2 separate regions of the Homo sapiens genome follow, and region 1 is linked to region 2. Evidence: read pairs that join two places in POLR2A ChIA-PET (ENCODE). Cell type or tissue: OCI-LY7. All regions are shown on one strand. Each heading gives the region's core, and the rest is flanking DNA. Links, peaks and the distances in the headings are about the cores only.

Region 1 (8,186 bases), core at 2,447-4,946, 66 kb before region 2:
GGCAGCTTTCTACAACCATGAGGGAAAACCAAGAAAATCACAGAGATGCTGGCCCTCGACTAAGGTTTCTGTTTAAGAAAATATGAAAACAATAACAAAATACTCTTCTGTTGGTTTAATCCACTGTCAGTTAAATGTACTGATATTAACATCCAGAAGTGTTGCTAACTGATACACTCTCCTTTGATATAAATAAGAACATCATAGACTTTTATAACTTTCTTTATTCTAAGCAGTAGGAGGAGGTTAAGAGCATTATCTTAATTATAAAAAGTGATTCAGATACTACTGGGGATAGTGTTCCACTTTTGATAGACCCACTTATTTTTACTCTTGCAATGTTTAACTTCATATTCAGCCTCACTTGAGGCTGACTAGCGGCTACTGTATTTGAGCAGTCAACATTCATGCGTTTTCTATTTACTAAGGCATTAGCAGAAACATAGACTGAAATATATACCACCATATAATATATCCCAGATGTGTTATTATATTTTTTAAAGAGAAGGAAAGGATATTTGGAAGAATAAGTAACCAAAGAGCATTTTCTGTCAATCTCATTGGGGTTGGTGGTAACTCATCAGGGAGAAACAAACCAAACTTGGAATTAAAATACACTGGGATTAAGATCTGGTTCACTTTGTTTAAATTCCACAAGTAATCCTTGAGTCTTCCTAGAGCCAGATTACCTGTGTTAGCTCCTCTCAATAGCTCTATGGCTTTCTGGTTGTTATCCCAGTGTTAAAGAAAATTAAAGGAAGGTTAATGGGCTGCAGGAGCTCTAGGTCACAGAGAAGCCTGACTGGGATTCCATCCTGGCCCGTCTTACTCTACAGTCCACATGATTGCTGCTTTCCAATATTTCAAAGGAAATTACAATGTCTGTAAACAGAAAAAAAAAAAAAAAAAGCATTACTTTTAAAAAGCAAAGGCTATTCTGTGGAAGGGGACAACTTTTTCTAGATGGCTCCAGTGAGTGGGCTACTGACATTTTTTAATAGGTGGACATTACCAAAAGAAGCATTTTAATTCTGCTAGTATCATCCAGAAAAATCTCTGTTTCCTGCCAGTTGTGCTTTGGGCAATATGGTAGATGTGTCTCTAGATGAAATAAATAAAAAAAAGATTCTTACCTATTCTGGAAAGAAAAACAATAAACTCACTGAAGAATTGGAATCCCTACCTATAAAGTGATTGTACATCTATCTTTGTGGTAGTCTCTGGTTTGGGGTCATATTCTGAACAGTTGAGGTTGGCTGATAGCCTATTTCTACGTAATTGAGTGAGCAGAGAGAGAGGCAAGTTTACAGTCGGAGTTATTCCATCAACCCATTCCTCAAACTCTTCCACAGTAGATTGTATGGATTTATGAACCATAAGAACCTAAGGGGTGTCCATCACAGAAAGGTAAATTCAGGGCCTACTGTCATCCTCCACACACGCAGGCCAGAAGCAGATACATACCTGCCTTATTCCATGGACTATTTTCCCTTTTTGAGATTCCCATAGGGCTCTTTGGATTTAGGGAGTGAATGTTAACCCTCCTATAGATTCCTGAGCCCTGTGAAATGACTCGTTGAGTAAGGAGGTAAAATAATGAATCCTCTAGGATGGCTCTACATTTTAAGGCAGAGAGTAGCTGCTGGGAAGTTCTCCTTGTATGACTCTCTCAGTTGTAGTTACTGGCAAACTCTCCAGGTGCTAGCATGTGGATACTGCTTAAAATTTAATCTAACTTGATACTCTCTCCACAGTCTACAACTGGGATAGCTGGATTTCACAAAGAAGAAACCCCAGACAGCTAGAACTTTACTCATTCTACTATCCATGAAATATTAAAAACATATAGCTCTCAGGAGGCTTGGAGCCTGTGCTTACAAAAAGAAGTAGATGAAAGTAGGCTATAAATTACTTCACCTGGATGGGCTTGGGCCCAAGGCATCCTAAACTTTCAACAACATGCAGATGGAGGAGAATGGGGAAAAATCTACTCAATAAATCCAGCATGGGTGGGGTTACTAATTAAAAGCCAGCCAGAGAGGATACTCAGGCCTTGTAGATGACTATATAATGATTTTATCCCATTCTGGAAGCTGCCCAACAGAAGAGTGAGGAACAGTTGCAGGAAATTCTTGCCATTTACTCAGGAGTCATTGAGATAGAGCCAAAGACTCTCAACCTGAAATTATACAGAAAGACACGTCCCAGAAGTCAGGTCATCAAATGCAGAATCCAGTCCCCAGGGAATGGGGAAGTCGAGTATCACAGGAGGGCCCTGTTGAGGCTGGCTGGAGTTGCTGGACACTAAGCACAAAGGCTCAGAATTAGAGGGGATGTTTAGACAGAAGACCATCGTATGGCCTGGGTCCACTTAGGCACTGGGAGAGCTAAGATTTGAATATCAGAGCTTGCTTCCAGTAGAAAAGTCCTGGATCTACTTGGCAGCCAGGAGAGTCCAAGGGTCTTCATGGGAGCTGAAACAGTCCACAGTCATGCCCCCGAGTTCTGGGACTGGGAGCCTGATTCAACTCCAAACCCAACAAGGGGCAAGATGGAAGCTGTTGATGCAGCTGCTTATGGAAGGAATTGGTTTACCAACCACCCGCTCCCTCCTACCTCCTTGAGGATTTGTCTCCGTCAAGTAGAAATGGACCTCTGACACGTCCATCCATTTCATATCCTCTCTTCTGGTCAACTTGCCTCAAGCTGCCTTGGGTTCTGCTTCCTTCTTCCTTCTGCTCTGCTGATGCATCTTGCTGTTGACATCTCACCTCATCCTTCACCAAACTTGATGCTTGGAACCACCTCTACAGTTTTGACTTTCACTTCCCTGGTCAATACAGTTCAGATCCTGCCTGGCTGTACTTCTTTCATTTGCCCTAGGTAAGTCTGGTGATCTTGTACCTCAGCACAGACCCCTGGGGGAAGCAATCCTGCGGGGGGCACCCACACCCCAGTACAAGATCCAGGTAGAAATTGGGTGGGCTGAGTCCTGCAGGTGAGCATCATCAGTGGACCGGCAGCAAGCTACTGGAGGAGAGAGAGAGGATAGGTGACAAGGAAGGAGTCGGACTTCTGCTCCCTTTGGATCAAGGGCTCACAATATTTTCTGCAAATTACTGATGTGCTACTGTACAGAAGGTCCCTAAGGTTAGGGGATAAATCTTCACCAGGTGGTGTTTTGGGGTCTTAGACCATACATTTTGACACAAGAACAAAGTAAGGCCAAAGTTGGAACAAAGTGTCCTCAGATGACATGAGCTATCTCTCCCATGACACACACACACACACACACACACACACACACACACACACACCCCACTTGACATGCTTGTAGATTACAGCTGCGCATGGGACATGAACACTCATTGCTCCAAGGAAGATGAAAACACCTACTGGAGTTCTTTCCTGAGCTGCAAGTGTGTGACTGCTCGCAGAGCGGGGCAGAGGGAGTTGTGGTGTTTCCCAGTCACCGGTACACTCAACCCCAGGCCTGTCCATGCAGAAGGGAGCCATGGGGTATTCTCACACCAGGCAGCACTGACTTGGGAGCTGGCTCCTTGCTTCCTGGTGCCATTGGCAACTGTCCCACAAACCCTTCCCATCATCCACCAACATACCCAAAACATACTTCAGGGAAATGAAAAAAAACTGCTCCTGCTGATCTCTGTGGTCCCTCAGATCTCCTTAATCATTTCCGGAAATTCTGGGGCAGCCCCAAAGTAGAAGCAGTTCTAACTATGGAAATCACTTCTGCCTGCAGCATCTGTCTTCCAGCCTGGGAGTTGTACCGGGGGTTATTTTTATAGTCTTCAATTCTGCCTCAGGGACCAAGGCTTGAAACTAGCTTAAGAAATTTAGATGAAACAAATTTGCAAGTCTCAGCTGAAATCTTGGAGCAGGTGATCTAACATCTGGAGTACCTAACCGCTCTAAGTGCTTTCTCATCCTTTCAAAAACCATGTTGTCAGCCTAAAAGAGGAAGAGGAAACTGACAAAGTTTTGATGATGCTTACAAGTTGATTTCCTGCCTTCATTCTCAAATAGTTCCGCTGAACTCTTTGGCTGCTGGTTTTAGAAACTATGCTATAAATATAAACAGTAATAATGCTACTGCTTAATATTTACATCAGAGATCCTTCTCCACAGTGACTGCCAGGTGCTTTCCAAATTGTCTGATGTGTACAGTCTGTGCTTGGGTCAGCCCAGAAGTCCACTGTTCCACAGGTCTCTTCTAAATTTTTTTTCAGTGGCTTGAATTTCCACATCTAAAAGAGAAGCACCTGTTCTGCAAGTACTGACTGTCTCAGCTTCCCTCTCCCTTATGCCCCCTTTTAGCGCTCCGATCCCCCTCAGTCCCTCCTGCCAGCACCCATCCAAATTCAAAGTAGTGGATTTAGTAGTAGGTGCAGTATGAGTTGTGGGAGTCAGTGTTGGAAGGAGGATGCAATGGAAGGAATGTTTGTGTTCTCCCGAAATTCATATGTTTAAATCCAAACCCCCAATGTGATGGTATTAGGCTGAGCCTTTGCGAGTTGATTAGGTCATAAGGATCCTTCATGAATGGTATTCGTGCCCTTACAAAAGAGGCCCCAGAGAACTAATTGTCTTGCCTTCTTTCCACCATGTGAGGACACAGAAGTACCCTTTTGCAACCAAGAAGAGGGCTCTCACCAGAACTCAACCATGCTGGCACCTTGGTCTTGGACTTCCAGCCTCCACGACAGTGAGAAATAAATTTCTGGTTTTTTTAATAAGCCACTCAGTCTATGGTATTTTGCTATAGTAGCCAGAGCTGCTTAAAACAGAGGATGTTGTGATTTGCACAGTGAAGAAGGGGAAAGGTGCCTTTTCTTTCTCTACCTGAAGTCCTGATTAAATTTTTAAAACGTCTCTGTAAAGAGTAGAATGATGGTTACCAGAGGCCAGGAAGGGTAGTCGGGGTGGTGGTGGGGAAATGAGAGGGATGATTAATGGGTACAAAAATATAGTTAGATAAAATAAATAAGATTTTGCATCTGATAGTATAACAGGGTGACTACAGTCAACAATAATTTATCATACATTTTTAAAATAACTAAAAGAGAATAATTGGAATGAAATGATAAAGGTTTTCGGTGATGGATACCCATTTACACTGATGTGATTATCATGCATTGTATGCCTGTATTAAAATATCTCATGTGTCCCAAAAATATACATGCCTACTATGTGCCCATAAAAATAAAAATGAAAAAATAGTCTCTGCAATCATCAGGTCCCTGTTGTTTGCCTAAAAAATAAGGGATTTGGACTTATTTTTCTGAGGTTCCTAACAATTCTGATGATGATCATTCTATGAGCCTTCATAACTCACTTTTGGATCATCAAGGTGGAAACCTATTGCTTTTCCTTTGTCCCCAGGTGCTTTTTCCCACCTAACTTGCTATAAAATGAATGTTTCTCCCTGCCCCTCCCAAAAAAAATAGCATGTTTTTTCCTATCATGAAAAATGAAATGTCAACAACAAAAACATATATTTCTGCCATAATTCTACCCGATTTTAGACTGAAAATCTTTGGAGATATATATATATATATTTTTTGAAATAAAAAAACTACACAATCTTTAATGCTGCAATCAGTCTTTTACAAAAGTAGAAATTTCTCTCACTGTCATGAAAAATTACAAACAGAAAAATTAAAAAAATACAGTGAAGATAAATTCACAAATCTTATCAACATCTATTAACATTTTCCCAAATATACCATCTCTCTTTTCTCTACACATGTACAGACACAAATTTAAATATATATATATATATTTGAACTGTTTAAATAAGTTAGAGACAGCATGCTACTTCACTCCTAAAAACTTTAGAATACAGGTCCTAGAATAAGGACATTTACACATATAGCAACAATATCCCTCTAACTTCTAAAAAAATTGACAATAATTTCTTAATATCATCTATCATTCAAGTCATATTCAAATCCTCCCCATTTTCTCCAAATGTCATATTGCTATCTTTCAAAACCAGAAAGCAATAAAAATTTATGCATTGCTTTAAATTATGTATCTTTAATCTATTTTAATCATACGCCTTCTACTTGCTTTTTCTTTGTGATATTGGATTTTTTTTCTTTTTATTTATTTATTTATTTATTTTTTATTATTATACTTTAAGTTTTAGGGTACATGTGCACATTGTGCAGGTTAGTTACATACGTATACATGTGCCATGCTGGTGTGCTGTACCCACTAACTCGTCATCTAGCATTAGGTATATCTCCCAATGCTATCCCTCCCCCCTCCCCCCACCCCACAACAGTCCCCAGAGTGTGATGTTCCCCTTCCTGTGTCCATGTGATCTCATTGTTCAATTCCCACCTACGAGTGAGAATATGCGGTGTTTGGTTTTTTCTTCTTGCAATAGTTTACTGAGAATGATGGTTTCCAATTTCATCCATGTCTCTACAAAGGACATGAACGCATCATTTTTTATGGCTGCATAGTATTCCATGGTGTATATGTGCCACATTTTTTTAATCCAGTCTATCATTGTTGGACATTTGGGTTGGTTCCAAGTCTTTCCTATTGTGAATAATGCCGCAATAAACATACGTGTGCATGTGTCTTTATAGCAGCATGATTTATAGTCCTTTGGGTATATACCCAGTAATGGGATGGCTGGGCCAAATGGTATTTCTAGTTCTAGATCCCTGAGGAATCGCCACACTGACTTCCACAATGGTTGAACTAGTTTACAGTCCCACCAACAGTGTAAAAGTGTTCCTATTTCTCCACATCCTCTCCAGCACCTGTTGTTTCCTGACTTTTTAATGATTGCCACTCTAACTGGTGTGAGATGGTATCTCATTGTGGTTTTGATTTGCATTTCTCTGATGGCCAGTGATGGTGAGCATTTTTTCATGTGTTTTTTGGCTGCATAAATGTCTTCTTTTGAGAAGTGTCTGTTCATGTCCTTTGCCCACTTTTTGATGGGGTTGTTTGTTTTTTTCTTGTAAATTTGTTTGAGTTCATTGTAGATTCTGGATATTAGCCCTTTGTCAGATGAGTAGGTTGCGAAAATTTTCTCCCATTCTGTAGGTTGCCTGTTCACTCTGATGGTAGTTTCTTTTGCTGTGCAGAAGCTCTTTAGTTTAATTAGATCCCATTTGTCAATTTTGTCTTTTGTTGCCATTGCTTTTGGTGTTTTAGACATGAAGTCCTTGCCCATGCCTATGTCCTGAATGGTAATGCCTAGGTTTTTTTCTAGGGTTTTTATGGTTTTAGGTCTAACGTTTAAGTCTTTAATCCATCTTGAATTGATTTTTGTATAAGGTGTAAGGAAGGGATCCAGTTTCAGCTTTCTACATATGGCTAGCCAGTTTTCCCAGCACCATTTATTAAATAGGGAATCCTTTCCCCATTGCTTGTTTTTCTCAGGTTTGTCAAAGATCAGATAGTTGTAGATATGCGGCGTTATTTCTGAGGGCTCTGTTCTGTTCCATTGATCTATATCTCTGTTTTGGTACCAGTACCATGCTGTTTTGGTTACTGTAGCCTTGTAGTATAGTTTGAAGTCAGGTAGTGTGATGCCTCCAGCTTTGTTCTTTTGGCTTAGGATTGACTTGGCGATGCGAGCTCTTTTTTGGTTCCATATGAACTTTAAAGTAGTTTTTTCCAATTCTGTGAAGAAAGGCATTGGTAGCTTGATGGGGATGGCATTGAATCTGTAAATTACATTGGGCAGTATGGCCATTTTCATGATATTGATTCTTCCTACCCATGAGCATGGAATGTTCTTCCATTTGTTTGTATCCTCTTTTATTTCCTTGAGCAGTGGTTTGTAGTTCTCCTTGAAGAGGTCCTTCACATCCCTTGTAAGTTGGATTCCTAGGTATTTTATTCTCTTTGAAGCAATTGTGAATGGGAGTTCACTCATGATTTGGCTCTCTGTTTGTCTGTTGTTGGTGTATAGGAATGCTTGTGATTTTTGCACATTGATTTTGTATCCTGAGACTTTGCTGAAGTTGCTTATCAGCTTAAGGAGATTTTGGGCTGAGACAATGGGGTTTTCTAGATATACAATCATGTCGTCTGCAAACAGGGACAATTTGACTTCCTCTTTTCCTAATTGAATACCCTTTATTTCCTTCTCCTGCCTAATTGCCCTGGCCAGAACTTCCAACACTATGTTGAAT
Region 2 (8,186 bases), core at 3,149-5,648:
TACCACTTAGGCAAGTTTTAAGAAATTTTTTCTTTTACTGTAATAAAGAGCAAAATGAATGGCAGGAATTTACACAACCTCTTAAGTGACTGATCACAGTCCCTATGAGTTCTCCACGTCAGGCCACAAAAGCTCTTTGGGCTTTTTGAGCAACGATGCAGGGTCCTTTTAAATGTATGGATATCCATGCAAGGATTATCAGGTTTCCTCTTTGTCTCTGGATTTCTTTTTCTTTTAATCTGATTACAATTTGCAAAGCATTGACTTAATACTTTTTTATAGCAACACTTGCTGCCTAGGATTATTTTGGAAAGACAATGGCAAATATAGATATTTATACCTTATTTCACAATCTAGTGCATTCTATCTGACTTGAGATTTCAATATCCCCACTCTGCAAGATTCAACATCAAGACAAGTGAGATTACTTTTTGTTTCATGGCCAAAAGCCAGTTTCCTCCCATTGCCCCTGAAGCAGCTTCCTAAGTCTCAGCCTTAACTTTAGAAGATGCATGTTGGCATCTGCCGTAATGATTTTAACTACAAATCGTGCAAGCTAGATTCACCATGGCTGAAACAAATCGGGGTTTGTTTACCTGACGTAATAAGACATCAGCATGTAAAGTGTGACTGGGGTTGGTGCAGCCAGCACACTATGCTGGGGCTGACTGTCCTGTGATTCTCTCAGTCTCATTGTTACAAAAGGGCTTCTGCACCCCCTGACAGACAAATATCACATTCAAGAATGAATGAAGCAGATGGGAAATGGGGGAATGCTAGCTACCTTGTCCCTTTTTTTGAGAAATCAAGAGCTTTTCCAAGTCTTCAGTCACGGGCTCTCTCTGCTGACTTCCACTTCTAACTCTTTGCCCCAAACTGTGTCACATGGCCAGCTGTTGTGCAGAGGATGCTGGGAAATAAAGTGTGTAGCTTTCTAGTTTCATAGGTTAGGAAAGTCAGGGAGAAGGGACCTGGGATAGACGCTTAAAGAGCCAAACCGCAATGTCTACCATCAATATGCTATTCTAAGAAAACGAAAGGGAACGGAAAAGGAAAGGGAAAAAGGGGGAAATAGGCTACAGATGGGATAAAGTTTAGTTCAAAATCTGCTACTTCCTACCTATGTGATCCTGGAACTTTGAAAAAGTTATTTATGTGTCCATGCCTCAGTCTTCTCATCTGTGAAATTGGGATAATATAAATTACTACCCTACAGAGAACTGTGAATATAAAATGTGATTCATGCAAAGAGCTAAGCCCAACAGCCGGCATATAATAATCACTCAAGGCTACTACCACACCCCACACCCTATGACTCTCACTATTACTAATAATAACTCTACTGCTACCGATAATCACCATTATTATTACTATGTGTGAAAATATTTCCACTTACATAAAGCATTCTATAAACAATAACATTTATAAAATTTTATACATTCCCTTCCTTCTGTCTCTTCCCTTCTGGCCATCTGGCAACAGGATATTATTATAGCAAACACTTAAAGAATTATCTATAGCCTTGGGATTTCATTCATTCATGAAATCAATAGTATTTATTGAACACCTGCTATGCTACAGGCACTCTGCTGAATACTGATGATAAGGTGGTGAATAAAAATAGACAAAGTTTCTGTCCACATGACATGTACAATCTGGCTAGACAGATGTTATACAAATAGTCACAAACATGAAAGTGTAATTCAAAACTTGGTCAATTATAAAAACTGGGGTTTGCCTCTTTTAAGAGCATTAATGCTTTTTAAAAGTCCAGAAGTTGAGTGATTTTCAGACATCTGTAAAAGTCATTCTGAAACTCTGAAACAACTTGAAACTCTTTGCCTGCTTTTGCATTAAGGCCATTTTGAAAATTAATTCCTGTACCTTGTTAGGAATGTATTTCTTTGTATGAGAACTATAGTTCCTGCAACTGAAAATTAATGTAAGATGTTGGCTGCCCTGGAATGGAACAATCGACCGTATGAAATCATTTTGTGGTTTGATACTTCATTACTAGCCAGTGAAGTCTCCACTCCCTCCCCATCCCCCAACCTCATGCCACTGGAAATCGCAATTAGTTGAAGTAGAAAAGATTATAGCCAGGTGCACTGTTTGAAGTGGGATTTTTTTTCTCTTTCACTTGTGGTGGGAGTGAGAGTGTTGAGGGCGAGGGTGAGGGGGGTGTCAAGGGGGAGAAACTCCTTTTGTTAAGTATTTGCAGTCTATGAGCATCCTGGTAATTCAACAGGCGTCTGTGGAATCTTAGGGCATTGGGACTCTTTGTGTTTAACCATCAAGCTCTAACCTCAAGGGTGTTTGCTGTGAGTAGAAACAGGAGATGTGAGGCTATTCACTGATGTGCAAAATGACATGATCCTCTTAAGAGCTAGAGTGAGTTTCACTAGATGAAAGGGAACGACATGGCTAAGCTAAATATCTTATAAAGGAATCCAGGAGATATTTATTAGAAATTGAATTATCTCTTCACAAATGCATAAGATGTGGCAGTTGAAGTCCAGATAAAGTAAGTTTGCATCATGGCCCTTTCACAACCCCAACAAACAGGTAAAAAATTACCTGTAATCTTATCCTTTTTGATTATTTTAGAGCTCTTTAAAATTCTTGGTATAAATATTTTATATAAGTTTTGATAATTAGAATTGAATTAAAAGAAATATATTGAGAGAGTGAAATTAGAGAGGTTCTCCTGAGTTCTAAAATTCTTCCAGTGTATTACTGACTACAGTGGTCTCCAAAAGTCCCCAGACAGGACAGAGTGACTTCAGGTATTGGACCCTGCGTACACAATGAAAAGTGGTCAACATCCTTAGACTGGCCCAGTCTTCTCACTCATTAAATAACAGAAACATCAGTCGTTCTGTCTTGCTCTCAGAGCATCATGAAGATGAAGCAGGACAAAGGAAGTGTCAGTGTCTCTCTAAAACAAACCCCAACTATACAGATGCTCGGAGAGTAATAGAACATGCCCTTTGGTTGAGCCACATGTTATTGGCCTCATTCTTTGGGCCAAAAACTTTAAAAACAAAGTCCTTCTGGTTTCCTGTCCAACCATAAATTCTGATGACATGAAAACACGTGAAAGAAGATAAAAAGAAGAGTGATCTAAAGAAATGTATAGGAAAGTATAAAGTCAACAATTCCATATAGGTGGAGATGCTTAAATCACTCAAAACGGAGGCCCATTCTCATATAATAACAGGATCTAGAGTCAAGCAGTCATGGTTCAAACTCAACTCTGCTATCTCAATTTCCTCAACTGAAAAGTGGGGACAATAACCCCTAACTCACAGGGGTACGGTAAAGGTTAACTGAAATATTCTCTGTAAAACACCTAAGCTCATTAGGAATAAGTGTAGCTGCCTGGTATAGAAAATCCAAAATAACAACAGCTTAACTGCACAAGGCTTCATTTCCACATGCAAAGACACCTGCAGGCTGGGAGTAGTGACTCATGCCTGTAATCCTTGTGCTTTGGGAGGCCAAGGCAGGAGGATTGCTTGAGGCCAGGAGTTCAAGACCAGCCTGGGCAACATGGTGAGATCCCATCTCTAAAAAAAAATTTTTTTTAATTAGCCCAGTGTGGTGGCATGCACCTGTAGTCCCAGCTACTTGGGAGGTTGAAGTGGGAGGATCTCTTGAGCCCAGGAGTTTGAGGTTACAGTGAGCTATGATTGCACCACTGTACTCCAGCCTGAGTGAAAAAGCAACATACTGTCTCAAAAAAAAATTTTTTTTTAATGTTTGGAGATAGCAGATTGCTGCTAAGATGTTGGTTCCATGACTTCACAGGGATTCAGAATTTGTTCTTTTGGCTCTGGCATCTTAGAGACAGACTGCTCCTTCTAGGTAATCTTATGATCCAAAATGGCTCAGTGTAAGTACCAGTGTGACTGACCAAATGCTTATGTCCCCCCACAAATTCATATGTTACAACATATGAATGTTGAACCATTAACCCCAAGGTGATGGTATTAGGAAGGGGTGCCTTTGAGAGGTGATTAGGTCATGAGGATGGTGGCCTCATGAATAGGATTAGTGCCCTTATAAGAGTTCCCAAGAGCTCCCTTGCCCCTTCCATGTGAGGACACATGGAGAAGTCACTGTCTATGAACCAGGAAATAGGACCCCACCAGACACCAAATCTGCCAGCATCTTGATCTTGGGCTTCCCAGCCTCCAGACTGTGAGAAACAAATTTATTATTTATAAACCACTGAGTTTATAGCATCTTGTTATAGCAGCCCAAATGGACTAAGACAATTGAGAATGGGGAAAAGAGCTTTCCTAGAATGTCTGTCTGCCTTTTAGGAAGCCCTCTGGAAGTCCTTCTCAACATCTTTGTTCCAGCTCCCTGGCTGGAACTTGGTCACAAGGCCATAGCCAATTCAAAAAAGCATGTAGACATGTGCATCATTACTGTCAACGAAATGGGGGTTCTGTTAGTAAGGAATAACTGGTGGTTTCTGCCATAGGAGCTGGTGCAAAGCCAGTTGCCTAAGATTAGTCGCTGCTGCTATTGTGGTTAGAGATATGCCAATTAAAAATGTATCTTTAAAATGGACTCCTATTATTCTATATGACCAATAAAATAATTCAGACACCCAGATGTCAGAGTATGTATGTACCTCCAAACGAGTACTCCCTGGCTAAAGTTGTTACCAAGAGAGTTTAGATTAACTGTTTTGAGGTTGCTTTTTTTTAAAAAAAAGGAAAAACATTGTTTTAATCCTTAGAGCTAGCCATTATTCAGTTATTAAGCATATATATTGATTTAGCACTTAGGCCCTATGCTAAGTGCTAAAGGCTATGAAGAGATCAATTCCAATTCTCTAAGAGATCACAGATAAGTAGTGAGAGCAGCCAATAGAATATTGCAATATGGTGGGGACAGAGGTAAACATTGGAGGCCCAGGAGTGCACAGGACAAACAATACGGCCTTGGAGGTCTGAGGATGAATTCTAGGGACACAGAGCTCAACTGATTCTGAAAGACAAGTTGTGAAAATAAAGGTGGGAGGGAGGAAGAGCCCTGAAGTCAGAAGAAGCCCAAAGGCCCAGATACCAGAAAGAACCCCCATGACTTAGAGGAAACTTTGATACCGTGGTTCCATACAGCTTTAAGAACCTGCAGCACAGCGTCCTACATAACCTCAGTAAAGAAAATTTTCATCCTTTGTACACTGACATGACTTTTTGAAACAGTCAAGTTGTGTGAACAAAGTGGACAATGGAGATGAGTGTTTCTATTTTTTTTTTTTTTTTTTGAGCCCTCACTCTGTTGCCCAGGCTGGAGTACAGTGGCGTGATCTCGGCTCACTGCAACCTCTGCCTCCTGGGTTCAAAAGATTCTCCTGCCTCAGCCTCCCAAGTAGCTGGAATTATAGGCGCATGCCACCATACCTGGCTATATTTTGTATTTTTGTAATTTTTAGTAGTAATTTTGTATTTTTGTAATTTTAGGGTTTTGTCATGTTGGCCAGGCTAGTCTCAAACTCCTGGCCTCAAGTGACTCACCTGCCTCAGCCTTCCAAAGTGTTGGGATTACAGGCATGAGCCACAGCACCTGGCCAGGGTGTTTCTATTTTAAAGTAAAAATTAGGTTGGTGGCCAAAGTAGTGGGAATTCTTTCTAATGCAATGCCCAGCTGACTTTAAAAATAACCTCCTTCAAAAAGGGTAGAAAATTTGCAGAAATGATGGGCAGCATCATTACATTCAGACTATAAACTTCCAAGGCAACCTCTTGAGACAGACAACACGTTAGAGTGTTAAAGTGCCACCCTATATAATGGCTACACTTATTTATGGTATACAGAGTCAACAGAATGATCACTACAATTCAAACTCTTGGTATACATTTAAATTCTGGACCCGATATAAAAAAATGTCCAATACAAAAAGGAATACCTTGCCTCTGCTCTCTCTTTTAAAAACTCTTTATATTTCTTTGAAGATTTTTTAAAAACTATTCATTAATTTACATTGACTGGCCCTTTAAGAAAATCTGGGATTTGCTGAGATTCTTGAACCTCCCAGACTTCAGAACGTTCAGGAAAGGGAGACTATTTTAATCTTCTCCTTCTCTTCTCACATCTAATAAGCCACTGTTTTTTAATTAACTCCCTTGCCCCATAAATATTTCAAATGTAGCCTCTCTTCTTTATCCCCACGGCCATTGTCTCAGTCCAAGCCTTCATAATCCCCTACCTAACTCAGCATTTAATTTCCCAGCTGCTTTCACTGCTTCTCCTCTCCTCCTTTCTCTAATCCATTCCAAACACTGCCACCAGAGTGATCTCTCCAAAAGGAAAATGGAATGATTCTCCTCCCTTACTTAAAACTCCCCAAAGGTTCCCTGAACATCTGAAACCCTTCCATTTGAAGAGAACTTCAAAATGACGTCCCGCCTGCCTGCTCAGCCTCCTGCTCCTGTTCCCAATCTGCATTCATGGTTCCACTAACAGGAGTTCCTTGGTGCCTCTCTGGCGCCCAAGGCCAGCATCTAACCTATTAGCAAATCCTTTCCCATGGCCTTGGGAGTACACCCTCTCTGTATCCACTTCTCACCACCTCCACTGCTAATTCTCTCACCTAACACCATTATCTCTAGCATTTGTGAAGACCGTGGGAGCCTCTTCACAGGTCTTTCTGCTGCTTCTTTTGGCCCCTGCAGTCCAGGCTTCCCACTGCTATAAATAACATCGTGACATTTTCCTGATTTCTTTTTCTACTTGGAATGTGAAGTCTTTACCTGGGCTTACAGGGCCCCACAAACTCTCTTCTGTGGTTCTCTCTCCAGCCTTCTCTGTCTCACTTCTCTACAGCTGGATTAGTATCTGGATCATCTTTTCACAACCTTTGCATGTGCTGTTCCTTCTGCCAGTAATGATCTTCCCACCTCGCACACTAGAATATAAGTGTCAGGGCACTGTTTTAGGCTCATCTCTGTATCCCTAGTACGTAGGACAATGTCTGATAAAAGGTAGGCACTCAATAAACATTGAGGTGCTAATGAATGAGTCTATGTTTTGCCGTTTTTTGTTTGATACCTTTGTCCTAGGCAATACAGGAAGAGTAAAACATGGTGAGTTTGAATCCACGTCTGTGTTTAATGGGGTTATCTTGGGCAGGTAATCTCTGATCCTCTGTTTCGATATTTGTAAAAATGAAGCAGCCAATTTATGAAACACTCAGAATTTTTATGAGATTAAATAAAATGTTAGTTTTTTCCTCTAGGAAACCTGAGATGATGCAAAGACAGTCAAGAGATCCTTGTGGCAACATCCTGAAGTGTCCTGAACACAGAAATGTGACTTCTTCTTTGGGGCCAGATGGAAACTTCTGACTGTTAGAGCTACCTAGCTGGTTTCAAAACTATGATTGGGATTTCTTACTCTTTAAGAATTGCATTCTTGTCTAGTAATGTAAAAATTCATTTTAAGTGAATTTTTTCTTCAGTTCACCCTACCTTGAAACAAAAATAGATTATAAACAACAGATTGGTTTTTAAACACTACCTATTGTTAACATTCTTCCTCATGTCTTTATCTTACCTTTGCCTCATGCCTATTGCCCTGAAGAAGAAGGAAGGCAGTGTTCATAGACTTCGTGCCCCTGTCAAATATATTTTCTTTATTTACTGCCTTCTGATTCACAAACACTCAGAAGTTTCTGCAAGGGGTAGGACCATGGCTAGGGTGTCATCTGTCCTGGCTTACACCTGTTGTCCCAGTGCAATTATTAATAATGCCCCTTTCACTCTCAAACATGTCCTGGTTTGGGCAATAACTTTTGTTGTCACCCTAATTATAGTTCATGTATAAAAACACATTTTGACTAGAATAAACTTCTGGGGTCTGTTGCATTCCTTTTCTTTTCTTTTCTTTCTTTATTTTTTCTATTGCTGTCTTACTTAGATCTAGCCATAGTCTTGACATACCTTAAAAAACTGCTACTCTCCAGTTATAAGCATATTGCAAACTGAACTTGAGGGTCATTTTATTCCTACAATATGTGATGTGTCCATCCTGCTTTCCTCCAAATACTTTCCTCAATTTAGAGGACTTTTCTGATTACCTTTTCATGTACCTCTAGTAGCATCAGATAGAAATAAGCCTTATTCAGACAAATGGATGTGTTTGCAGAGGGAAGGGGTTTACTTACCCGA

The links. Peaks named below come from ENCODE experiments on the same cell type or tissue, not always from the same donor. Only the 100,000 strongest peaks of a DNase experiment are listed, where the experiment ranks them.
Region 1: POLR2A ChIA-PET joins it to region 2 with 5 read pairs; 2 of 35 experiments call an interaction of 5 or more read pairs at or near these places.

The regions. Positions count from the first base shown.
Region 1 is chr12:105,780,053-105,788,238 of GRCh38, reverse strand. LOC105369960 (a long non-coding RNA gene) reads right to left here and starts at 4,316. Exons shown (of 3, transcript XR_945310.3): 1 at 4,129-4,316; 2 at 2,617-3,030; 3 at 795-882. RefSeq lists enhancers at 4,017-4,156, 4,197-4,246. In OCI-LY7, for the core only: no CTCF peak of the experiment used is centred there; a DNase peak (open chromatin) is centred at 3,988; H3K4me3 peaks cover 494 bases; H3K27ac peaks cover 1,433 bases.
Region 2 is chr12:105,715,216-105,723,401 of GRCh38, reverse strand. It overlaps CASC18 (cancer susceptibility 18), which reads right to left. Exons shown (of 5, transcript NR_110109.1): 2 at 8,183-8,186; 3 at 1,121-1,179. Among named protein-coding and RNA genes, the nearest start is that of CASC18, 15 kb to the right of the region's middle. In OCI-LY7, for the core only: no CTCF peak of the experiment used is centred there; no DNase peak of the experiment used is centred there.